Regions from separate parts of the Homo sapiens genome. Here all the other regions are linked to region 3. The links are chromatin loops, found by intact Hi-C in ENCODE. Cell type or tissue: endothelial cell of umbilical vein. All regions are shown on one strand.

Region 1 (5,000 bases), 53 kb before region 3:
GAAAAGGAATAAATTAAAATGGGTGCTGAAGTGAAAGATATCACCACCCCATCTTGCCCCAAAGATCACTAGATTTAATAAATGTTTATTGAGCAACTGCTATGTTCCAGGCATTGTGCACAAGTTCTGTAGTGCACAAAGAATGTTGTAATTACTAAACAAACACATTCCATGAACTTGGGAGGGGGTTATCAGCATGCATGTTCCATGTTTTCCATCATTGGTGTAGGCCAGTGGTTCTCAACCTTGGCAGCATATTAAAGTCACAAGGAAATAACTTTTTTAGTAGCAATGCTAGGCTCTAACCTCAGATATTCTGACTTACTGATTTAGCATGAAACCAAGACATCATTAAGTTTTTTGTTTTTGTTTTTTGTTTTTGAGACAGAGTCTTGCTCTGTTACCCAGGCCGGAGTGCAGTGGCATGATCTCGGCTCACTGCAACCTCTGCCTCCCAGGTTCAAGCAATTCTCCTGCCTCAGCCTCCTCAATAACTGGAATTACAGGCACATGCCACCACACCCGGCTAATTTTTGTATTTTTAGTAGAGACAGGGTTTTGCCATGTTGGCCAGGGTGGTCTCGAACTCCTGACCTCAAGTGATCCACCTGCCTTGGCCTTCCAAAGTGCTGGGATTACAGGTTTGAGCCACCGCACCTGGCCCAGAGATTGCCAAATTTTTAAAAGGTGGTTTTAATGCAGAGCCAGGGCTGAGAACCATTGGCCCAGGCAATAGGTAAGGAAGGTGGTCTGATCATTCTGAAAAGGAACCAGACTAGATATTCCAAAGTCCAAGAAAGAATCTCTCTTCCTATACTCAATTTCCGTTCTGGACAACACGCTGACTTAGAGCCTTTGGAGGAATTGCTTTCTTTCCCAGCTCCTCTCTCCCAAGCACTGATCTCTACTCCCAATATCTCCCTACATTGAATTCCTCTTGTGGGTGCAATGCTTGGACTGCACTCTCTGTTTAATAATGGGGTTCTCCCATTGGCTACATCCCAACCAATATTCCTGCTCTTTTTCTCCAAGCCCCTCCCCTCACAAATAATATATATCCAGAACAGGTTGAAATCTCAGTGTTTGTTGGTAATCTATAATCTATATAATTACATTACTCAGCTACCAAACCTACTCCTGTAAAAAAGTAAGAGATATGTTTTTCCTGAGCCAGAAAGGTGGGACCCTGACACTCCCTCACAGTTACACCTTGGGTTGGGAAGGAGCCTTTATTTGCATGACAATTCCTCCACAAAGAATATCCACACCTCCTTTTCTGAGCCTTCCTTCCTGGCTGAGCTGGTGCTCATCAGGAAACAAAATCTCATCCTAGCCAATGGAACAGGCAGTGCCTTCAAAGTAGGCCAAAGAATTTGGAGCTTGTCTAACCAGAAATTCTTACCCACTCCCAAAAAATGCATATCCTGTTCCTCCAAAGGATGGTAATTAGCACCTGCTTCCACCACTGAGCTCCTGTGGGATCTGGCCAGTTGCTCTCACAGCTCCTCTGGTCTCTCTTGGCTCCCTAATGAACCACATCAGTCACATGATGTGCCACCTAATCTAGTAGAGAGGGTGTTGCAGGACTCTGTTAACTTAGGTGTGACTGCCTTAACAAAATCATTAGAGAGTACATAAGAAAGGATGCGGCTAGAACATAGCTAGGGATATCCAATTAATTTGACAGCCACAAGTTCCTTCCCAGAAAGATTATAACATCATAGAATACTGAAGCTTGGAGAGGACCTTAGAAATGATCTGATCCAGATGTTAACATTTTAGGACTCCTGGCTTCTGATTAGATCTGTCCAAAGCAATGGACCTTCTTCCCAGAAAAATATGTGTACACACAAAGTTTTTTTCACAGCTTCAGGAGGTTGGACTACAAATACCATTGATTGGGCTTATGAGCCCCCTGTAGAAGAAGGCTGATACAGTCTAACCCCCTCCCCACCACCCCAGTACACTTATACACATTTTATAGGTGAGGACACTGCAGTCCAGAGAAGAATGAGGTTCTCCAAATGACTCATAGATTAGTAGCAGAAACGCAAGCTCCAAATTCCTGATTCTAGTCCCATAAGACTCAGCCAAGACCACTGTTCTAATACCTTCTTAGATGTTTTGGGACTGACTTTTTCAGGGACGATTGTCCTTTATCTGAGGATTCCCGTTGGACTTTTCTCTGTGTGCACGTTGTGTCTTATTGGCAAAATGGGCAATCATATTCCTTTTACTGGGCAGCCTCTTTCTTAGGAGAAATGACTTAATCTACTCAAAATATTTCCAAGCATAACGTCAAGGGGTTGGAGAGCCTGAGAACCATGTCTTCACCAGAGCACCACCTGGTGGAACATTGGAATAAATTCTATGTAAGCCCAGGGAAATGCCTAGGATGCAGGGAACAGCAGTTACCATTTCTTCCATTTTTGGTGCCAGGACAGTAGTTTTATCCGGATTTTTTGGCCTGAGTAGTTTTCAAAATATTACCGAATAAAACCAGATTCAAAGATTAAGTGACACCCTGTAAAACTCAAATTATTTCCGAACTCTTTATACAAAATTGATACTTTTGTTCCCCCCTTTTAACAACAGATACATCTAAAAGCAAGGGGAAAAAGTATTTCTCTGGGGTAATAAATTGCCAACTACATTTGTCAATTGGAAAGAACTTCAAGTGAGTGGAGTTTTCTTATACTGTCCCATTATCTAGAGGCAATGAAATTCTATTTCTATCTCTGCCATCTAGGGTGAATAATCCTGGGTAAATCATTTAATTGCTGTCATCTGTGGCTTAGAGATAATTGGAGGTGATGACCGTGACACTTACTAGCTGTATGACTTTGACACTCTAGTACTCAAACTTCCTGTGCCTCAGTTTCCTCTTCTCTAAAATAAGGAATACAATAATATCACACAACTATTAAGGTGGTCATGAGGACTTACTTACATGATGTGGGCTTTGTTGCAAGAGCTCTTCACAGTACCCGGGACATCTCAAGTGACAGATACATTTTTTCTGAAAACATTAGTTGTTGGGGAATTACCTGAGATATCCATGTGAAGCAACTGTGTAATCCTGGGTTCACACTACTTACTTAATATTTAGCTTACATTTATAAAGATTCAGTGGGAATGACTTAGTGGTGAGAACATAACCTCACACATTTCAACATCACATGTGATTTGGCATACTAATCAGACCTAGAAAAATCAGATGTTACTGAGGGCAGGAAACCAAGAGACTGTCAAGTTCACTTGCTTTCTTTATAGATAATGAAAGTGAGGTTCAGAAGCATGAAGGGATTGTTCAAGGACACACAGCTATGAGTGGTAGATCAGAACAGAAACCCAGGGTTCAAGCTTTTAGTTCAGTGTCCTATCAGGATGATTAAATGAAAGAAAGAAGGAAGGAAAGAAGGAAGGAAGGAAGGAAGGAAGGAAGGAAGGAAGGAAGTAAAGGAAAGAAAGAAGGGGCAAGGGAGGGATAGAGGAAGGAAGGGAGGGAGGGAGAGAGGAAGGGAGGGAGGGAGAGAGGAAGGAAGGGAGGGAGGGAGAGAGGAATGGAGGGAGGGAGAGAGGAAGGGAGGGAGGGAGAGAGGAAGGGAGGGAGGGAGAGAGGAAGGGAGTGAGGGAGGGAGGGAGGAAACACCGAAGAGTTAAATGCACAAAGCAGGCTTCTTATTAGTCAATTGAGCTGGGTCTGTAAGCTTCAAACACTGGGCATGACATCTCAGGCTTCATCCATGGGCTGAAAGGACCCAGTTTCCAAAGCCCCACCTCAGTAGCCATCAGTCACACTGTTTTCATCTGGAAAGCCTAGGCCAACACCCATCTCTGTGTGTGATCAGACCTCTCTGCCCAGGCAGTATCTGGGCTCCAGGACACATGGCACCGTTCCACCTGAGGGCTAGGACCTCCTCAGCAACCAGAAGCTTCACATTTCTGGGTTGGGAAAGCAGAAGACCAGACACTAAGTTGGCCATTGCCAGCATTAAGGAAGGAAGCTTTGCCAGGAAGTTCAAATGTCAGGGACCTAGTTCCTACAGACCCTCCCACACCCTGGGACAGACTTCAAAAATAATTCCTATCATCTTTTGATTTTGAAACATTTTCAGAAAAAAAAAATTGCATCATAATCAATTAAGACAGCTGTCTGTTTCCACTTTAACTTCTGCTCCACCACAATTCCCTTTGTGTTAGGTGTTGTTGAATGGGGGTGAGTGTTTGGGGGATGATATATAGAAGGGAAAGTTGAATTAGAGATGCATTTACTTATTATTTAGTGGAAACAGTTAAGCGGTTCATAGTCACATGTATAATGTGTAATGTTATCGTTTTCCACTGTAGTGTAGTAATGGCTTCCAGAAATACTCCTGTTGCCTGCTGTGTAAACTCATCCAGTGTCTTGACAAGAAGGTGCAATGTCCACCTTGTATCAGGGCATGAATAAGGCCTGTGGTACTTGACATGGCAGCTGTACAAGTGGTGGACAAGAAACAAGGCTCGAAGGTAGGACTCTGAAGCTAGTCTACAGTTTGTGAAGTTATAAGTGGAGCATTCAGTTCTTGTCAAAATGCAAGTTCTCTGCTATCAGAATACACAGAATTTCCCAACATATACAATCATAAATGCACCGTACAGTTTTTATGGGAAACAAGTGAAACAAAACATATCACAATTTCTGTGTTTGTAGGGCATGTTCTTGTTGCAGTACTAAAAACTAAAAGAAAAATGGGTGCGCTTGTGTATGAGGTGGGTTTTTGCATTTTACGCATTTCAGCCAATAAAAAATAGATTTTGATCAACCATGCTAGCCCAAAAACTAAATTATCTTTCTGTTTTCTATTAAAGATTATATATAAAATCCATTGTCATATCAAAAGGCAATCAAAGGGAATACAGCCAAACGTGTAGGAAAAAGTATAAAGCAGCTCATTAAAAAACATGGTGTAACTTTTTTGGTATTGAATAATGTTGAAGGACTTTCAACATTTAAA
Region 2 (5,000 bases), 240 kb before region 3:
TGCCATAAAATAGTAAAAAAAAGAAAAGTCAACCAGAAACATAGAAAGCTATATATACACAGATAGTCTCATGCATTTTATTCCCGGGTACTTTCAGATATTTTCCAGAATAGGTGTATAAGTCATGTGAAGAATATCTTAGATTTAAGCAGCAGGTTCATAATCAGAATTTCCATGTGAATAGAAGTTATATAGATGACTGACAGCTTCTTAAACTTTAATGTGCATACAGTTTACCCAAAGATATTTTGAAAATGTTGATTCTGGTTGCACAAGTCAGAGTGAGGGCCTGAGAGTTGCATTTCAAACAAGCTCCCAGGTGATGACCAGCCTGCAGACCATACTTGAAGGAGCAAAGACATAACTGAACAGAGGAAGTGGGTGTTAAGATTCTATTTTCTACTCACCGCCTCACTACCTTTGGGACCAGAGTTTAAATGGCATTTATGGATGAATTTAAGGTAAGGAAAAAGTTCATAACAAAGTGACTGAATGGCTGTGTTGTAGAAATGCCATTTATCTCCTCTATGATCCAGTTGAAAGCCAATCAGATTAGATATACAGTCAGACACAGCTTGATTGGATTTTTCCACATTCCACCTAATTATATGGGTATAAAGACAGCAGATACTCCCCTGGTATTTAGGTTTTTACTGAACAAAACCACAATTTTTTTTTTAATCCAACTGTTCAATATGATCATATTGTCAGGGAGGGTAAAGGATCTTACTCAAAATAAGAATTTCAGGGCAGAATGTTGCATACATTATTTAACAGTGTGTTGCCCTTCTTTCTCATTTGTTCTTTAGTAATATAGCCCCGGGACCTTTATCCCCTTTTCTTTTACCCCAGAAAATTACCAGGTGAAGTTCTATTACTCTCACCTTTCTCTTTACAATTTCTCTATGCTCCTAAAATACATTTACTAAGAGAAGGTGTTCATTTTCATCTTATGTACTTATAACTCCCTACATAACTTTTTAAAGTTTTTGAAAGGGCAGATTTTAAGAGCTTCATACTCTTGCTTCAAGTATACATGTTAATGGGCATCAGTAAAACCAGGGTTTCAGGAGTTTTCTTCTACTAGCAGGATCTTTTATTGAAAATAAATTCCAAAGGTTCTCATTCCTCTTCCCCTGTGATGAATTACTCTTCCACTGTTTAAATTGACAAAAGTTTATTTCTAATGAAAGAAACATTTTAATATTCCAATTGACAGTGTTAAACAATGGCATTCATAGTTTACCCATTTTCTTCCAAAGGAGACTTGGAATGGGCCAAGCCTTCATGTCGGAGAAGGAAAGTGGACTGACCACATAAGCACACAGGAAAGAACAGGAGACAAAGGCTCAGGGACTCTGAGCTTGAATCCTAGCACAGCTTGCAATCCTCACACTGTAGAGCAAGCGGCTTCTCCTATGAGTCTCTGTAAATGGTGGCAACAGTTCGGAGTTAATATGAACTCTGGATGAGTCGTTGGTTCTAGTTCCTACCCCGTCCCATGAGACTGTGACAGGATTTGTTTTTCCTTCGTGACTTCAGCTTCTTTATCTGTGAAAGAGGGAGTTGAGTAAGTTGGTCTGTATTGATGATTACAGTTCTAAAAGTTGATTCTGTGGAACCGGACTGGGACCACTGGAGAATGCAGGTCTACAGGGCACACACAATGTTCAATGAGTGCCTACCCATAACAGGGGTGTGAGCAGCCTTATTTTTGCTTCACCTTTTTAAACTGATTGTTGGATGATAGTGCTGCTGGTAAATTTTGCAACCCATATTCCACTGCTTTTCAGACAGTTATTTAAAAATAAAATAAAACAAAGAAACAAAAGACCCTTGCATCAGGCTTGAGTTTACATATAAATACAGTTAGCTTGGTAGATTAATGAAGAACCAGCCAATACAAAAAAAAAAAATCAGACCATACATAAATATAAGGGAGGAAAAAAGCCCAACAACTCCAAATTTAAATGGAAAACATATTTTTTGACAAGAGAACTACTTAGCACAAGAAAGATATGCCTTAACATTGTGACGTCTTGTCCCAGCATCATGAAGTTATATACTGTATAGGTATTTTTTATTTTTTTGCATTTCTAGTAGCTAAAACCACACATTGCTATACTGTAGCTTTAATGAATGGAGTTTTCAAAAAGTTTCTTTCTTGACTGTTTCCCTGTATTATCCTGTTACAGTATATTGGGCACAAGGGGGCACTGAAAGAGTGAACAATTCCATCTGCCATACTGGAACTACCACACCTAGGTGTTCACCTTTCACTCGGCCACAACTGTGGCAGTGGCTTTCTCCCTGCCCTCCTTCCTTTTTTCTTTTTAATGCCTGCAAGGAATGTGTGTAAATACCTTGGTCACCTGAAGGGAAATTCATTTGACCCATAGATAACATCATCTTACATGGCCTTTCTAAGAATATACATGCCACATCGTCATCTTTCATTCACTAAAATGCCGCACAGTGGTAGCCAGAGTCTACCACTTGCCTACCCGATATTCATATTACCCTTCCTTTTTACTAACAGGATCCTTATGTTGTTGAGGGCAGGTACAACTACATTTCCCCACCTCTCTAGAAGATCATGCTGGGTAATAAGATGGAAGAGGAAGTCTTTGTCTGGGTCATCTAAGAGAGTTATCTAAAGGGGGCCTGCTGAACTAGTAGGAATATTTTCTCCCTTGCTCATTCTTTCTGCTTATGAAATGGATGCTATGGCTGGTTGTTGTAGCAGCCATCGTTCTATTCTGAAACAACCATCAGGGAACCATATGCTAATGATGGTAAAACAGAAGGAAAGAACCCGCTAAGACCGTGGTAGGGCTATGGACTTTCATTTCATCTCTGCACTACCTCCTTTCAACTCTCTTGTTATATGAAAGGAAATATATATATCTGGTTTAATATACTATGATTTGGGACTCTTTAGCATCACAATAAAGGTATTTGAGAATGCAATTCCCAAATGATACATCCCCAAAATACCATAGTTATCAATGCAGATTAATTATATGTAGCAAAGGAATTGAACCAGAGAAATTATTGCACTGAGCTTCTCTACAATCCCATGAAAGATGATGCATTACCGTAGAAAGGCATGAGCTAATAAACATCTTTTAAATTTGATTGGACAAATATAAAATAGCAAGTAGTGTTCACTCGTGGGTAGTCTTTTAGTGAATCCCAGTAAATTGCAATTCTCCTCTAAATTACTGTTGTTTTATCTGCAAAGGTAACTGTCCTTGTTAGTAGCTCATTGGATTCCACACTGGCCACCCCAGCGGGAAGAGCAACAGGGTCAGTGCAAAGCTCTGTCCATCTTCACTCTTCACCGGAATGGGCAGGCAGCTGCACTTCTCAGAATTTCCCCTCTCAGTACCCTGGTCAGCAGCCTCACCCTGAATTCTCACCATACCAACACCCTTAGCAATCACCCCATTCTCATCAGGGACCCTGTCTCCATCCTGCTGGTAAAAGAAGACTACAGAAACCAGCAATCCCAAAGCACCTTCTTCTATGGGGAGATCTAGGCTTCTGTTTATTTTCATCACATTGGTTAACTTATATTTTAAATTTCCTTACAATTTGCACTATTCTTTTTTATGTCTTCTTAGTACATGGAAAATTTAATCTATCACAAAAAGTGTTATTAGTCTGTTTTCACACTGCTGATAAAGACATACCCAAGACTGGGCAATTTGCAAAAGAAAGAGGCTTAATGGACTTACAATTCCACGTGGTTGGGGAAGCCTCACAATCATGGCTCAAGGTGAAAGGCATGTCTCACGTGGCAGCAGACGAGAGAAGAGAGCTTGTGCAGGGAAATTCCTCTTTTTAAAACCATCAGATCTCGCGAGACTTATTCACTATCACAAGAACAGCATGGAAAAGACCTGACCCCAGGATTCAATTACCTCCCACCAGGTCCTTCCCACAACATGTGGGAATTCAAGATGAGATCTGGGTGGGGACACAGCCAAACCGTATCAAAAAGAAAACGAATGAAAACATTTTTTAAGTGTGAATCTTTAAATTATCAAAATGTGGTAATATGTTTTTGGGAATCCAGTAAAAAGACATTATCATTGTGAAATATTAGTCATTGGCTTATGGAATAATCAGGAGTATGAGGCTCCAACTATTAGATAACTTCTGATGGAATGCCCTATTCTACAAGAAAATGACAGTGCCTGGCATTACAGGTCTCTTTTTTTTTATTATTTTCATTTTTTATTTTTTTGAAACAGAGTCTTACTCTGCTGGCCAGGCTGGAGTGCAGAGGTGCAATCTTGGCTCACTGCAGCCTTGACCTCCCAGACACAAGTGATCCTCTAGCCTCAGTTTCCTGAGTAGCTGGGACCACAGGCGTGCACCACCACACCTAGCTAATTTTTTGTATTTATTTGTAGAGACAGAGTTTTGCCATGTTGCACAGGCTGGTCTCAAACTCCTGAGTTCAAGCAATCCATCCACCTCGGCCTCCCAGAGTGCTGCTTGGGATTACCGGCGTGAGCCACTGCACCCAGCCTGTAATATATTTTATACAGAATTTGCATCATTAAAAAACTAATTTTTTTCTTTTTTTTATTATACTTTAAGTTCTAGGGTACAGGCGCACAATGTGCAGGTTTGTTACATAGGTATATATGTGCCATCTTGGTTTGCTGCACCTATCAATTTGTCATTTACATTAGGTATTTTTCCTAATGCTATCCCTCCCCCAGCCCCCCACCCTCCAAAAGGCCCCGGTGTTTGATGTTCCCCACCCTGTGTCCAGGTGTTCTCATTGCTCAACTCCCACCTATGAGTGAGAACATGCAGTGTTTGGTTTTCTGTTCCTGTGTTAGTTTGCTGAGAATGATGGTTTCCAGCTTCATCCATGTTCCTGCAAAGGACATTAACTCATCCTTTTTTATGGCTGCATAGTATTCCATGGTGTATATGTGCCACATTTTCTTTATCCAGCCTATCATCAATGGACATTTGGG
Region 3 (5,000 bases):
TGTTTTACCTTTTCTTTTCAAAAGGATGCTAACATCAAACAATATTGGTTGAATTATTGTGCATGCTGAATTCATGCGTATTAATTTCCTTCCTACTGAAGTCCTATTTGCCCAATGGATTGTAAAGAAACTCTGCAAGGTCATTTACAAGCAATAATAACAACAAACTATGTAATCTCTTTGTTACTAAGCAGGCAGACATTAAACAATTTGATTAATTGCAAGTATATATATATATATATATATACACATATACACACACACACACACACACACACACGAACACACACACACACATTTCTTTGTAAGGCCATAGTGGCTGTATTTGACTAAATTATCTGTAATACATTTCTAAGTCATCCCTTAGCTTATGATATTTTCCCACATCCTAACACTACAACATGACCCCCAAAACCTCCTGTTATTCATTGATTTTGCACAGTAAGACCTTCTCTTGGATCATGCTTGATGTTTAGAATGTATAAGACATGGTCCCTATTCTCAAGCAAGTAACAAACAAAGAGGGAAGCTGGCGGGAAAACAAACACTGTGATACAGACTGTAAAAGAATTGTATATACAAAACGCTATGAATGCTTGTCAGGGCTATTGCTTAAGGAAGGTTTTGGAGTTGTGTTTTCTGGAATGAGTAGGAGTGTCAAGGTGCGTGGCATCTTCAAAGATATACCAGAAGGATAGTATCCCCTCCAGGATTGGAGGGGGGGAATGGGGGCAGATTATGAAACTCCTTTATCTATGCTAACAAGTCTAAATTTGATCTTATAGGCAATTAAGAACCATAAAATGTTTTAAAGTTATTGTGTGACACCATCCGCCCCAATATATCCCACTCCCAAACACAAAAATTCCTCCATACTCTTATTATATTATTCTCCTCCCTGCAAAATTTTCCCGAGGAGTTCAAGAAAAAACTGATATTAGTGATCCCAGAATTCCTTGATTAACATAGGTCAAGGCACGGCACTTGAAGATTTGAAGTCACATTGGCAGGGGTTTTGCTCCTCTCTGTTGGAGGTCTTTACTTGCTACTTGCAGTCAGTGGGAAGGTGGGGGCCAGGAGGTGCAGGATTCTATCCCCTTTCAACCGGAGCAGTTTGCTTTGATTTGTTACACATATTGTTTTCCTAGATGAGATTTCTTCTGGAAAGACAAGAAACTGGACTGCGGAAATGGATGTTTTCACACCATCTTCAGTTAGTGGTAAGGTGAAGCCCCTACTAAAGATATGGCTTCTGGCTCTCAATGCACCATTAACCGGTGAGTGATGTGTCCCTTGTCAGGTGACTTGCAAGCTACATGTGGATTGATTTCCTTCATGATTCCACAGAATCCTAGAACAGGGGGTGTCTTCAGAGGCCCAGAGAAATTGAGAGTGTTGCCAAGATTAGTGAAATAACAGTGCCAGAGGAGACTCTGGTTCTCCAGGTAGCAAGCTCAGAGCTTGTTCCACTACCATCCGTCTCCACACCACATCCCCCACCTGCAGTGCTCCCGGCTGGTAGCTCCACGGTCTCTTGCCTGGACCACTGCCACAGCCTCCTAACTGGTCTTCCTGCTTCTAACCCTGAATATCCTCAACAACAGCAGCCATCCCATTATAACTCCTGGGATCAAGACCTGAGGTCAATGAAATCTGTACTAACTGCGTCACAGAGTAGAAAGATCAGATGAGTTGGGACAACACTTTGACATGTGGAAGACCGTTGTTTTTATCACTAACCCGAAAGTTAAATAAAATAAACCTGCTTGAAAACAGGAGGAGGCTACTTGGCATCGCCACGGTTTTCATGGGAGCCTTTCAACACTCATCAGTTCCTCCCTTAATTTCCTCTTCTGTGATCACCTCTAGTGCTAAAAGGACATAGGCTTTGCAGAAAGGGCAGCTGGCCCAGGCCTTCCAACAGGGCAAAGTAGCATCAGGAAACAAAACTGAATACTGCCATCTACTGGGAGAAAAAGGCACACTGTGGAGAAAGCTCATTAAACCAGGGAGGAAGAAAGTAACTGAAAGAGACAAAAGATACCATTTATAAGCAGAGCTCCTAATTAGGGGGGATCACTGGAAAGATGAAAGAAAATAAAGGTGCAGGGGCATGGTGGAAGCAGAAAACGTGATGTGTAAACTTAACTGGTACTTAAGGGGCACCGTTCCCACTCACTTCATTTTTCAAGGGAAAAACAGAAGCCCAAGAGATTTGAGCAAATTGCTTGCTGTCGCTACTAAGTAACACCAACACTAAACCTTTGGCTCAATTCGTGATGCATTGATTGATATTACACTTTCAAACAAGCAAGCACATAATCAAATGCAGAGACCATTGTATCTATATTTTTGGTTGCTTGGGAATCTATGCATCTACCTATCTATCTACCTACCTACCTACCTACCTACCTACCTACCTACCTACCTAGGAATGCATGTATTTACTTACATTCCAATTGGTTTCAGAAGTATTGACAGTGGCTGAATGAGAAGGTGGTGACCAACATCATTTATGAATGAGACGTATAGAGAGGAACTGGACAAATTTTGAGCATGAGTCATGAGAGGGAAAGATCGCCAGGATTGGAGGTGGAACAAGAGATTAAGACCTGTGCCTCACATTGATCCCTTATCAATAACATTCACTGGAGGAAGCTGTTTCCACCAGTTATTCTTTGTTCTTCAATGACTACTAGTGACTTGGACTAATGCCAGAGTAGCTACATTATTCCAAAAATGAAGAAAGCCAGGAAATCCCATTGAACCTTTCTTCAATATATATCCAGATTTGTATAATTTCCTTCCACCCACACTGGTACCTTGCTGGCCTGTGCCACCATCATCTCTTGCCTAGACTGCTGCAATAGCCTTATAACTGGTCTTTCTGCTTCTAGTCTTAGCTATTCTCACCAATGATAGCCACCGTCATTCTATGACAACTTCTGGTTTCAAGACTTTCCAAAGCCCCCTCTTCTATCTCACTCACTAATGAGTGAAAGTTCTGTAATTTAAGAGGTGCTGCTCCGTGCAATCTGGTTACTATCTCTTCCCCTTGTTCTTCCCATTGCTTGCTCAGTTCCAGGTACACTGACATCCCCCCTCTTCCTGTAGCCAGAAGAGCACCTACCACAGGGCCTTTGCACTGGCTGTTTCCCCTGTCTGGAAGGTTCCTCCAGATATCTACATAGGTAAATACCTCATCTCCTTCAAGTCTTTGTTCAAATGTCATTTTCTCATTAAGCCTACCACATTTAAAATTGCAAACTCGTAACTTCTCTTGTGCTTATAGATGTTAATAGCACTTATTTTAAATATGGTATATAATTACTTCTTCTCACAAAATGGAACAAAACCAGGAAAGCTGAGCTGAGTACCCTGAGGGAATAGCAGATGACCCCTCATTCTCAGAAGGCACAGCAGCTACTCTGTTTATGTCTCTTTGCTCCCAGGGTCTTCTCTTTTAAGATTCTGTCTACCGGTCACAGAATGCTCAGGTATGGGAAGGAAATGATTTTGAAAGCCATGTTTGGTTCTTGTAGAAGGCTTGGCAGAGAAGCTGTGTTTATTTTAGAGCATGATAGGTGTCATAAACAGATTTGATTTGATCCAACATAGATATCTTCAGTGGGAAGAAGGAAGACACTGGAAGCCCAGAAACTCTTTAGTAAGTTGGTGCCAGTACCAACCCTTTACCAGGGTAGATCTTTGCCCTGGGTCCTGCCTTTTAGAGAGCCCAACTCCGACCTTTCTCTGGCAAACATCCTTCAGGGTCAAGTGGATGACCCTTCGTGGACCCAACATCCCTCCTTCTTGGCCACACTTCGGACACCTGGAAACAGAATTCCCTACCCAAATGGTCCTGAGCTGGTATTCAGAACTTGCAGGGGAATCTTTCCTTGTTCTGTCCCCATTAGAAGTGGATGGTGTGCACCTATACAGGCCCAAGGGGCAGCAAGAGGCCATTGCATAGCAGTGGGGTGGCTGGAACTGTGAGATGGAGTGTGTGTACACCTGCGTGGGCTGTCCCATGTGGACAGAGTCAGGGATTAGGAAGAGAAAGAACCAAGCCATAGACTGGGCAGGGGACAGGAGAGGGGATATTATTTTACTTTTGTTCTGGCCCCAAAAGTGTGAGGGGTAGCCCTGGCTGGCACAACCCCCTGAGAGGAGGTAATGAGAGGATGAGGGAGAAAGAACAGTGAAGGGATGTTGTAGAAAGAAAAATCTTAGTTGGCTGCTTGCTGGGGGCTGCCCTGCCCCCATGTGGTATCCTGGAGGCTGCTTTTCAGGTCCAGTAATTACAGGTCTGGCCAAGGGATGGGATGGGGTGGGGTTGAGGTAAAGTGGGTGAGGTCCTTTGGGAAAAGGTGGTTAGATGTCTGAGGCTGCAAAACCCGGGTACTGGCCAAGTACAAGGAACAATGTTTGGCAGAGAACAAGGGGCGGGGTCACTCCTGGCTGCTGGGCCTGGCCAGGTGCTTGGTCTGCTATGGACGTGTGGGCATAAGTCCCACACTTTCCCCTGGATGAGCCATTTTTTTGGCTCTCTTCAAGTGAGGGCTGAGGTAAGAACACATCTGGGGATGCAGCTGACCTTTAGGGAGATGACCTCATCTCTGCCTCCTATTACATGCGCTCAAAGTGACTTTGAGAATCCCAGCCTTTTGCTCAGTAGCTATCTTAACAACATGATTCTCAGAAGCATCCTTGAAGGGTTGCAACCCACACTACCACAGGCAAAGTTTCTCCTGCCTTTTGGGGAACACAGAATGCTTCACTCTGAGGGGATGCAGGCTGAACTACATGGCCTTGAGGTCCCTTCCAAGGCTGGGATGGCAAGATATTTGCAGTCCTGGTCTTTCCTACCCAACGTTCCCTATCTTCGTAGATGTTTCTGTGCTGCTTTAGCATGTATTGACAGAAGTAGTGGTGCTCCAGGGAGCCATTGGGCTGCTGCTAATAAGGCATCATGATACATTCTGTAACCAGAGGTGGAT

Evidence for each region. Peaks named below come from ENCODE experiments on the same cell type or tissue, not always from the same donor. Only the 100,000 strongest peaks of a DNase experiment are listed, where the experiment ranks them.
Region 1: a loop joins it to region 3, with 7 times the contacts of the local background. A loop is called at or near these places in 10 of 110 quality-filtered maps.
Region 2: it touches region 3 in a loop (17-fold over the local background); 12 of 110 quality-filtered maps call a loop at or near these places.

What each region holds. Positions count from the first base shown.
Region 1 is chr20:6,633,748-6,638,747 of GRCh38, reverse strand. No RefSeq gene overlaps it. Among named protein-coding and RNA genes, the nearest start is that of LINC01713, 100 kb to the left of the region's middle. RefSeq lists an enhancer at 984-1,497. In endothelial cell of umbilical vein, a CTCF peak has its summit at 2,372 (motif pointing left); a DNase peak (open chromatin) is centred at 2,297.
Region 2 is chr20:6,817,019-6,822,018 of GRCh38, reverse strand. No RefSeq gene overlaps it. Among named protein-coding and RNA genes, the nearest start is that of BMP2, 52 kb to the right of the region's middle. In endothelial cell of umbilical vein, a CTCF peak has its summit at 2,232 (motif pointing right); a DNase peak (open chromatin) is centred at 2,228; H3K27me3 peaks cover 196 bases.
Region 3 is chr20:6,580,252-6,585,251 of GRCh38, reverse strand. No RefSeq gene overlaps it. Among named protein-coding and RNA genes, the nearest start is that of LINC01713, 150 kb to the left of the region's middle. In endothelial cell of umbilical vein, CTCF peaks have their summits at 1,767 and 1,967 (motif pointing left); DNase peaks (open chromatin) are centred at 1,961 and 2,621; H3K27ac peaks cover 386 bases.